Linked DNA regions of Mus musculus: region 1 is linked to region 2. The links are chromatin loops, found by intact Hi-C in ENCODE. Cell type or tissue: heart. All regions are shown on one strand.

What was found. Peaks named below come from ENCODE experiments on the same cell type or tissue, not always from the same donor. Only the 100,000 strongest peaks of a DNase experiment are listed, where the experiment ranks them.
Region 1: it touches region 2 in a loop (3-fold over the local background); 1 of 42 quality-filtered maps calls a loop at or near these places.

The regions. Positions count from the first base shown.
Region 1 is chr5:33,627,558-33,631,557 of GRCm38, reverse strand. It overlaps Fam53a (family with sequence similarity 53, member A), which reads left to right and starts at 1,923. Exons shown (of 6, transcript NM_178390.3): 1 at 1,923-2,221; 2 at 2,581-2,705. It also overlaps Gm9903. In heart, a CTCF peak has its summit at 1,792; DNase peaks (open chromatin) are centred at 817, 1,317, 1,787 and 3,397; H3K4me3 peaks cover 2,871 bases; H3K27ac peaks cover 2,529 bases.
Region 2 is chr5:33,934,201-33,938,200 of GRCm38, reverse strand. Nelfa (negative elongation factor complex member A, Whsc2) reads left to right here and starts at 1,930. Exons shown (of 11, transcript NM_011914.3): 1 at 1,930-2,175. The coding sequence starts at 1,966. In heart, a CTCF peak has its summit at 2,160; a DNase peak (open chromatin) is centred at 1,830; H3K4me3 peaks cover 3,017 bases; H3K27ac peaks cover 1,620 bases.

The DNA.
Region 1 (4,000 bases), 310 kb after region 2:
AGGTGTGTTGGGGTAAGTAAGCTGTTGTGGACCAAAGTGAGCTAGGGTCTGCTGGGGTGAGTTAAGGTGTGTTCCTCTGGCACCCATTGTTGAAACTGCACCAGCAAACTCATGTACTAGAGTCGTCCGGGCTGTCCCCATGCTTGTAGTAGTATACCACTGAGTAGTGGAGGTTTGGAGTTAGGCCATCACTGTCTTTCCCCTTCACATGGCCCACTGAGGTACACATAACATTCTCAGGGAGATGGAGGCAAGCATTGAGGAGACAGGCTGGTGACATTGCTATTCTTTGTCATGGAGGGAAAATGGCCCCTTGGTGGAGTAGCAGCCTAACTGTGAACCAAGGATGATTTTAATATCTTCCCTTGGCTGGTTACCTTTGGGACATGATAAACACTGATACTGGCACCTGTCCTCAGCATCACCAGTGTGGTTTATGTGGGACTATCAGACATTGGGTGAAATCCCACAGCTGGCTTGCAAGCCATTCTCTGCAATCTGATCTGTGGGAGAGTTTGAAATACTTTCTGGTTTTATGTGAATTCATCAACTCCCTGAAAATTACCCTAAAAGGGCACACACTGAAAGCCTTTAGGAATTACTCAAATACAGCTGAGCTGTGTGGCGTATGTAACTTAATCAGCTGCAGGGCTTGGGAAACACAAGGTGACCGTGGTGATTTGAGAAGGCCACCATTGGTCCAGATCTGCCCAGGGAGAGTGTGGTTGAGGACTGTTCTGGGCAGAGTTCCTCTTAGGCACAGGTGCCTGCCAGATGTCTCAGTCCTTATCTGGCTCCTGCCTGCTGTGATCCAGGTCGCAAGTCCCCTGTCCTCAAGAAACCTGGAGGAGGAAATGAAAGGTCTGTCGCAGGTGATGCAGCAGGTGAGGGCACTCATTCTAGTTGATCTTGGCCTCCCTTGGCTGGGCCTCTGAGCCTGTACAGAACTGGATTTACCAGACCCATAACGTGGTGGCCAGGGCCCAGACTTCTGGTGTGCCCCAGGAATACCCAGTGGCTTTCTAATGTCTTCCTTTTTAGGTCTTATTCCAGATGAGAACTATTCCATTTTCTACATCAAGTAGCTGTACCTAACCCTGCAACATTTTTTAAAATTACTTTTTGTTGTTTGGGAACAAGGTTGTCTAGGGATTACAGGCTTGTGAAATTGCAGCCTATTCCTAGCCAAGTCGGCAGGCGGTTTCATTTTGCTGCGCCTGGCCTCTAGCACCCTGAGAAGTGCTCCACCCCAGTCACACCCACCTGCAGAGCAGCTTTCCTTCACAGCACCGGTACCCAATGCACAAAAGTGCCTTCCAGTCACACGGTAGGTCCAGAAATGAGACTCCCAAAGGGAAGGGTCCTGCCCAAAGGCACATTACCAGCAAAGGACAGGAGAAGCTGGGCATTGGTGGCGCCTGTCTTTAATTCCAGGGCTCGGAAGACAGAGGCAGAAGGATCTCTAGGAGTTCGAAGCCATCCTTGTCTACAGTCCGAGCTTCATACTGAGATTTTGCTATAAAAGAAAGAAAGAAAAAGAAAAAAGGCAGGGAGATGAAGGTGGTCACATCGGACTTTGGAATCCGGGAGCCTATAGGTACCACTACCGGCCTTCGATGCCCCGCGGACACCCGAAGGTTAACGTCACACCCGGCGCGGGCCAGCTCGCACAGGGGGGCGGGGCCAGCAGCGGCGCACGGTACCCGTAGGAGGGAAGTGAGAGGAAACGGGGGCGGGGCGTCACGAGGCCACACCCACAACACGCCGGGCAGTGACGTCGCCCGCCTAGCGGTGCGGCTGAGGGTTGATTGCTTGCGGCGGCTTCCGCGGGCGGGTGCGCGAGCGGACGGCTGACGGCTCGGGGCGGTGGTAGCGGCGCGGCGACCAATGAGGGCGTCCGGAGGGGGCGGGGCGTCGGCTGCGGTTTTGTTCCGCGGTGACTGAGGCTCACCGTCCCCATGCGCGGAGCGCGGCCTGCGCGGCCGGCGCCCTGCCCCAGCTACGGAGCTCGGTGCTCACTCGCCTCGCGGAGAGTGCTCTGCGCCGTCGTTCGCCTGCTCATCGCTAAGAGCTCCAGCCACCGCAACGCCGTGTCCTTGCGCTGCGATCCCGGAGTCTCCGTACGTCGGCCGGCGCCGCGCAGCCGCACGTCGAGAGCCGGGTGCATCGGCACAGCGCGCGGAACACCCTCTAGGGCCAGCCGGCGTCTCAGCACCTTAAGGTCCCCGCGCGCCCCGGGCCCAGCACTGTCCTCGTGTCCCGTGTCCCCGACATCCTAAGGTCCTCGGGGACCCAGCATCTGAAAGAACCCTGGGCCCCAGCTCCCTAGAGTCCCCTGGGCCCCAGCTCCCCGAACTCGTGGCGAGTCCGGGGACCCCTCCAATTAGGCCAGGCCCCAAGCATTCTGTTGTGCGCGCTCCTGCACGCCAGGCGGTAAGGCCTGCCCGCTGCGCCTGGGGCGCGCTGCCACTTGTTGAATCACTTTTCATGTCGACTTTGAGACCTGTTGTCGCCATGCTGAGTCCGTGGGCCCGTGAACCCGCTGTTGTTGAGACTCAGTGATTGTTATTTTGTATTCAGGAAGCAGGAAGTTTGACGAGATATGATGGTCCCTTAAGGGAATCCCAAGAGCAGATCCTCCCCAACGACCTGTGGAAGGTGACTTGGAAGTCTATTCCGAAGCCACTTTCCTGCGTAGACTGAGGGTGTGTAAGTCCCTTTAAGACTTCCTGTGTGGAGGATGGGATGTGCGATGTTCACAATGTATTTTACCGCTCCGAATGCTATTGCCTTTGTACATTAGTCTTAATTACAGATCTGTGATCTATCACTCCAAATTAAAATCACTTTAATTTTTTGCACTTCAAGGTATTTAATCATTAGATATATCTTTAAGTATGAATCTAAGCTTATTCTAACCCTCCAGCCCCACTACTTAAGTTTATAATGATGTTTCAGCTCTGAGAATTTTGAAGATGGACTAGTTTGACTTGAAAGGTGTACTTTAGTTTTTACATTAAGAAATTTGACTTGTGCTCACTGATGCTGCTGCTTCAAATACATATTTGGTCATCTTAGGAAAGTGGGTCTTGGAAGGGAAGTTCAGCATCTCAGAACAAGGTAGGACCGAGGATAGTTTTTCCAAATTCTGAATATTACGCCAAGGTGGAAATTGAAATTGATTAGGAAGAGTAGATGGACTTTGCTGTTTTGGTTAGTGGTTGGTCGTTCTTTCTGATGACTCCTCTGGCACCTGTTCTCCTCTTTACGTCTCTTTGTTTAGTGAGCATAGCAAGCCCGGTCCCTTCTCATGGCCTGATAAATGATTCTGCTTGCTGTCCCTGGAGCTTAGATCTTGGTTCTGGAACTTTTTCCTCTGGTGTGTGAGCTTGTGGCTTGGACTGGAGCCATACCAAGTCACATGGCCTTTCAGATCTTCCCCTAGGTTGGATTTGGCAACCGTAAAAGAGAGAATTTTAGTTGCTACTCTTGAGACAGAAGATGCTGAACAATCCTTTTTTTTTTTTTCCTTTTTAAATTAAAACACTTGTTTCATGGGTGTGGGTGACTGTTTTGCCTGATTGTGTGTCTTCATCACGTGCATGCTTGGTGTCCTTGGAGGAGGGAAGAGAGTGGTGGTCCCATAGGACTGGAGTTACAGGAGTTTATGAGCCATCATGTAGTTCCGAGGGATCTAATACAGTCCTCCGCAAGAGTAGCCAGTGCTCTTAACCAGTGAGCTAACCCTGTAGCCCAAACAATCTTCTTTTCCCTTTCTTTTTCTTTTTCTTTTTCTTTTTCTTTTTCTTTTTCTTTTTCTTTTTCTTTTTCTTTTCCCTTTCTTTTTCTCTTTCTCTTTCTCTTTCTCTTTCTCTTTCTCTTTCTTTTTCTTTTTCTGTTCTTCAGGACATGGTTTCTCTGAGAACCATCTACCCCTGCCTCTGCGGTGCTGGGACTAGAGGTGTGGACCATCACTGCCCAGCTTCCTTTTTTTTAAAAG
Region 2 (4,000 bases):
CAGGCTTCCTTCATGTAGCCTTGGCTGTCCTGGGACTTTTTCTGTAGACCTGTCTTGCCTCAAACCTTACTGACTCTGCCTCCTGAGTGCTAGGATTAAAGATGTGTACCACCACACCTGGCAATTATGTGTAGTGGCAATTTTCAGAATTCTGATATTTTGCTTTCTTTAAAAAACACAGAAATATTATGTTTTTGTCTTAATATTAAGTGTGGGGATATGGGGCTGCTTTGTAGCAGCTGACTGATTAGCAGAGCCATGGTTTTGCCAGCTGCAGATAGTTTCTGTGTTTGTGTGGCATTTGAAATTCTGGGAATTTTTCAGAGGGTATATAAATGCTAGAGCCCTGATAAGTGGAGTTGGTGATTGTTAGCCATTGGGAGCAGGGGGAGGGGATTGTGGTTTGTTAGTAGCGGTGCTCAAAGAAGAAACTAGATTCAGGGATCTCTCTCTCTCTCCTCCTCCTCTATCCTTCCTTCTCTATCTAATGATAGAGGGTGAAATGGATGGGAGGATGAAGGGTGGGAAAAAGAACCCACAAAGTAGCAAAAACCTACTTCAAGGATGAGCAACATTTTTTTTTTCCAAGACAGGGTTTCTCTGTGTAGCCCTGGATGTCCTGGAATTCACTCTGTAGACCCGGCTGGCCTCGAACTCAGAAATCCACCTACCTCTTCATCCCAAGTGCTGGGATTAAAGGTGTGTGCCACCACCACCAGGCAAGTCTGAGTAACTTAAAGTGTCAGGAAAGACCACTCCACTACAGCTGTCACCAAATGCTGGATACCTGAGGCTCCCAGTCCCTTGAATCAGGCAATTCCACAGTCTCTTCTGTCAATAGTTGTTAATATAACCATGGGAAGTGGCCTAGTGAGTCTTATGCCTTTCCAAGTTTCCTCAGGCTTGTACATTTAATTACCATGCTAAGTCTTAAGAGCTGCTCTCCCCTCTTCATGAAATATTTCAATTAGGAGAAAACAATTTACATTTAGTTATATATTTTCATTCTGTGGCTCAAAATGGACTCAAACCCTCCTATCTGAGCTCAAATTCCAGGAATTACAGACATGAACCACCACTCCCAGGATACTTAGTGTTTTAAGAGATTCGTTTCACTATTTTGCACAGGATGGCCTCTACCTCCTCGGCCCAACCGATCCTTTTCAATCTCCTAAATATCTGTGACCAGAGTCGTGCCCTACTGCCACTTTTGCTGACACTGCCTTGTGAGTGGCCTAGGGCTTTAATCCCAGTACTTGGGAGGCAGAGGTAAGTGGATCTCGGAATTTGAGGCCAGCTTGGTCTACAGAGTGAGTTCGAAGGATGGACAGAACTACACTGTCAAGTTCTGATAAAGAGAGACACTACAGGGTGAATTTAGGCTTCTCAGCAGCTGTGGAGGATCAGCCTTTGAAAGACCGTACTCTGAACTACTTTGCAATTGCCCTGATGATTAACCACAGCCATCGCGACCACATAACCATGGGAAATGGCCTAGTGACATCCCCGACACGGAACGGACCTGTATGCGGACCTGAGGCAGCACTGTATGCAGGACGGGCAAGGGCCATTCAAGACTGTCTGTGGAGAACGAGCCCAGCGCGCTCTCCGGACTCCTTCCAATGAGCCGCACACCGGGAAACCAAACTGTTGCGCCTCACTGCGGTACTCTGAGCGGAACATCTCGACGACACACGGATGCGACTCAAATGGCTACGGCATTGCCCGGCGCCCTAGTAGGTGCCGCCATCATGCGTTACGGAAACCCAGAGTTCTTTTCGCGGAGACTCACCGCCCACTCCCTGTTCTTGCGCCTCGGCTCGAAGCCTCCAGAAGGCGGGGCCATTTGCAGTTGCACTCGAGACCCCGCCCCGCGCCAACGGGTGCCGCCATGTTGGGGGTCCTCGCCGGGGACACGTAGGCGTCCGCGTAAGATGCCGGCCGACGCGCGCTGCCGCCGCCAAGATGGCTTCCATGAGGGAGAGTGACACCGGCCTGTGGCTGCACAACAAGCTGGGCGCCACGGACGAGCTGTGGGCGCCACCCAGCATCGCGTCCCTGCTCACCGCCGCGGTCATCGATAACATCCGCCTCTGCTTCCACCGCCTCTCCTCGGCCGTGAAGCTCAAGCTACTGCTCGGGACGCTGCATCTCCCGCGCCGCACCGTGGACGAGGTGAGGACGCGGGCCAGCCTCTCTCCGGCCGGAGCACCGCTCCTGCCTCCCGCCGGCTCCGGCGCCGCACCTTGCCCTTCTCCCGCCGGCCGCGCGCAGCTCCGTTTTGGCGCCGTTAGCCCCTACACCTTAGTACTTCCAGCCGCTGGGCGCTGTCGCGTTCGGGGGTCGTGGGGCCATGGCCACAACAGCCAGGCCCGCCCCTTCCGCAGTGCTGGATGCTTCAGCTCCGAAGCTACTCTTGGTTCGGGGCTGTTAGTGCAACTTTCCATGTGACTGCTGACCTTAATTTTGTTGCTTTTGCCTTACCAAATATCAGTCGGCTTGCGTTCATCTCTATTCTGTGGCGTTTTGTTTTGTTTTTGTTTTTTGAGACAGGGTTTCTCTGTATAGCTCTGGCTGTCCTGGAACTCACATTGTAGACCAGGCTGGCCTTGAACTCAGAAATCCGCCTGCCTCTGCCTCCTGGGATTAAAGGCGTGCGCCACCACGCCCGGCTATTCTGTGGCTTCTTTTCAGTGTACTCTTGTTCCACATTGCATCTCTCTAACTTATACTATGCTTTGCAAATACATACGCAAATAATATATGTATAGTTTCACTGTGTAGCCCAGGTTGATCTCATACTTGGTATCCTCCAGTCTCAATCTCTGGAGGTCTGGGCCACTACATCTGATAGCAGCTAAAAACACCGAGTTACCTTAGTTTTTAAACATTTCCAGTTATTGTATTATTTTTATATCATTAATTTTTATTGCTGCACTATACCATATACACAAAACTGCATATTTATTCGGTTTAAAAAATACTGAGAGCTAGCTAAATGACTCCTGTTATCTCCACACATGAAAACAAGGCTGGTCCCTCCAAAGCACCTCCATTCCTCTTTCCTGCAGGAGGCTTTTTTTTTTTTTTTTTGGTTTTATTTTGGCAGGGTTATCAATCGTGTGTGCATTCCTAGCACACACGAGTATTTGGGGTTTGCCTCATTTGAATTTAATACGGCAACAGGTTTCCACGTTATATTCATTTTCCGTGTGGTGTGGGTGTGTCTTCTGTTGGTAAACACCTGGACAGATTCATCCAAGTTGTTGCAGACAGTTTGATTTACTCCGAATTATGGGGTTCCATTCTTCAAGCAGACAGCAAATGGACGATTAGGTTGTGGCTGGTTTTTCTCATTCATTTTGTGTGTGTGTGTGTGTGTGTTTGTGTTTTTCTGTTTCATGTTTGTTCTGTTGTGACTGATACAATACATGTTCATGTGAACTCTAGAAGTAACATTGGAGGTGACAGTAGGATTATACCAGGTGGCCTTTCAAAATGGTTTTATTGAATTATACTCACTAAAACAAGTAGGTCAGGTATTTAGATATTAGTAGGATTGTTTGGTTGAACTTTGTACTATTTGCTTGTTCTGCTGCTTAGCTTTCTTTTTGTGTGTGAGTTACCCATTTTGACCCGGATTGTCTTTTCTTTTCCTGACTTGTTGCTTTGGAGGAATACTCTTTAATTGGTGCTCACCACTGTCCTAGTTCCCAGCTATGGCTTAGCTTTCTGAATGGCCTTGTTCAGGAAGTACTCCATTTTTGAGGTGAGGTGCCTGTGGTCTCCATGTGTCTGTCTGTCTGTCTGTCTGTTTCTCAGTGTGAAGCTGAGTTCAGTTTTACAGGTGGCTGTGATGGTCCAGCACCACCTGCAAATGGTTAGCTTTTCCGCCCTGCTGCTCCTGCCTTCTTTTTTTTTTTTTTTTTTTTTTTTGAGTCATTTGTGTGTCTTGCTGATAACCAGCCAAGCTACTTACTGTCCCTTTAGTGTGTTTTGA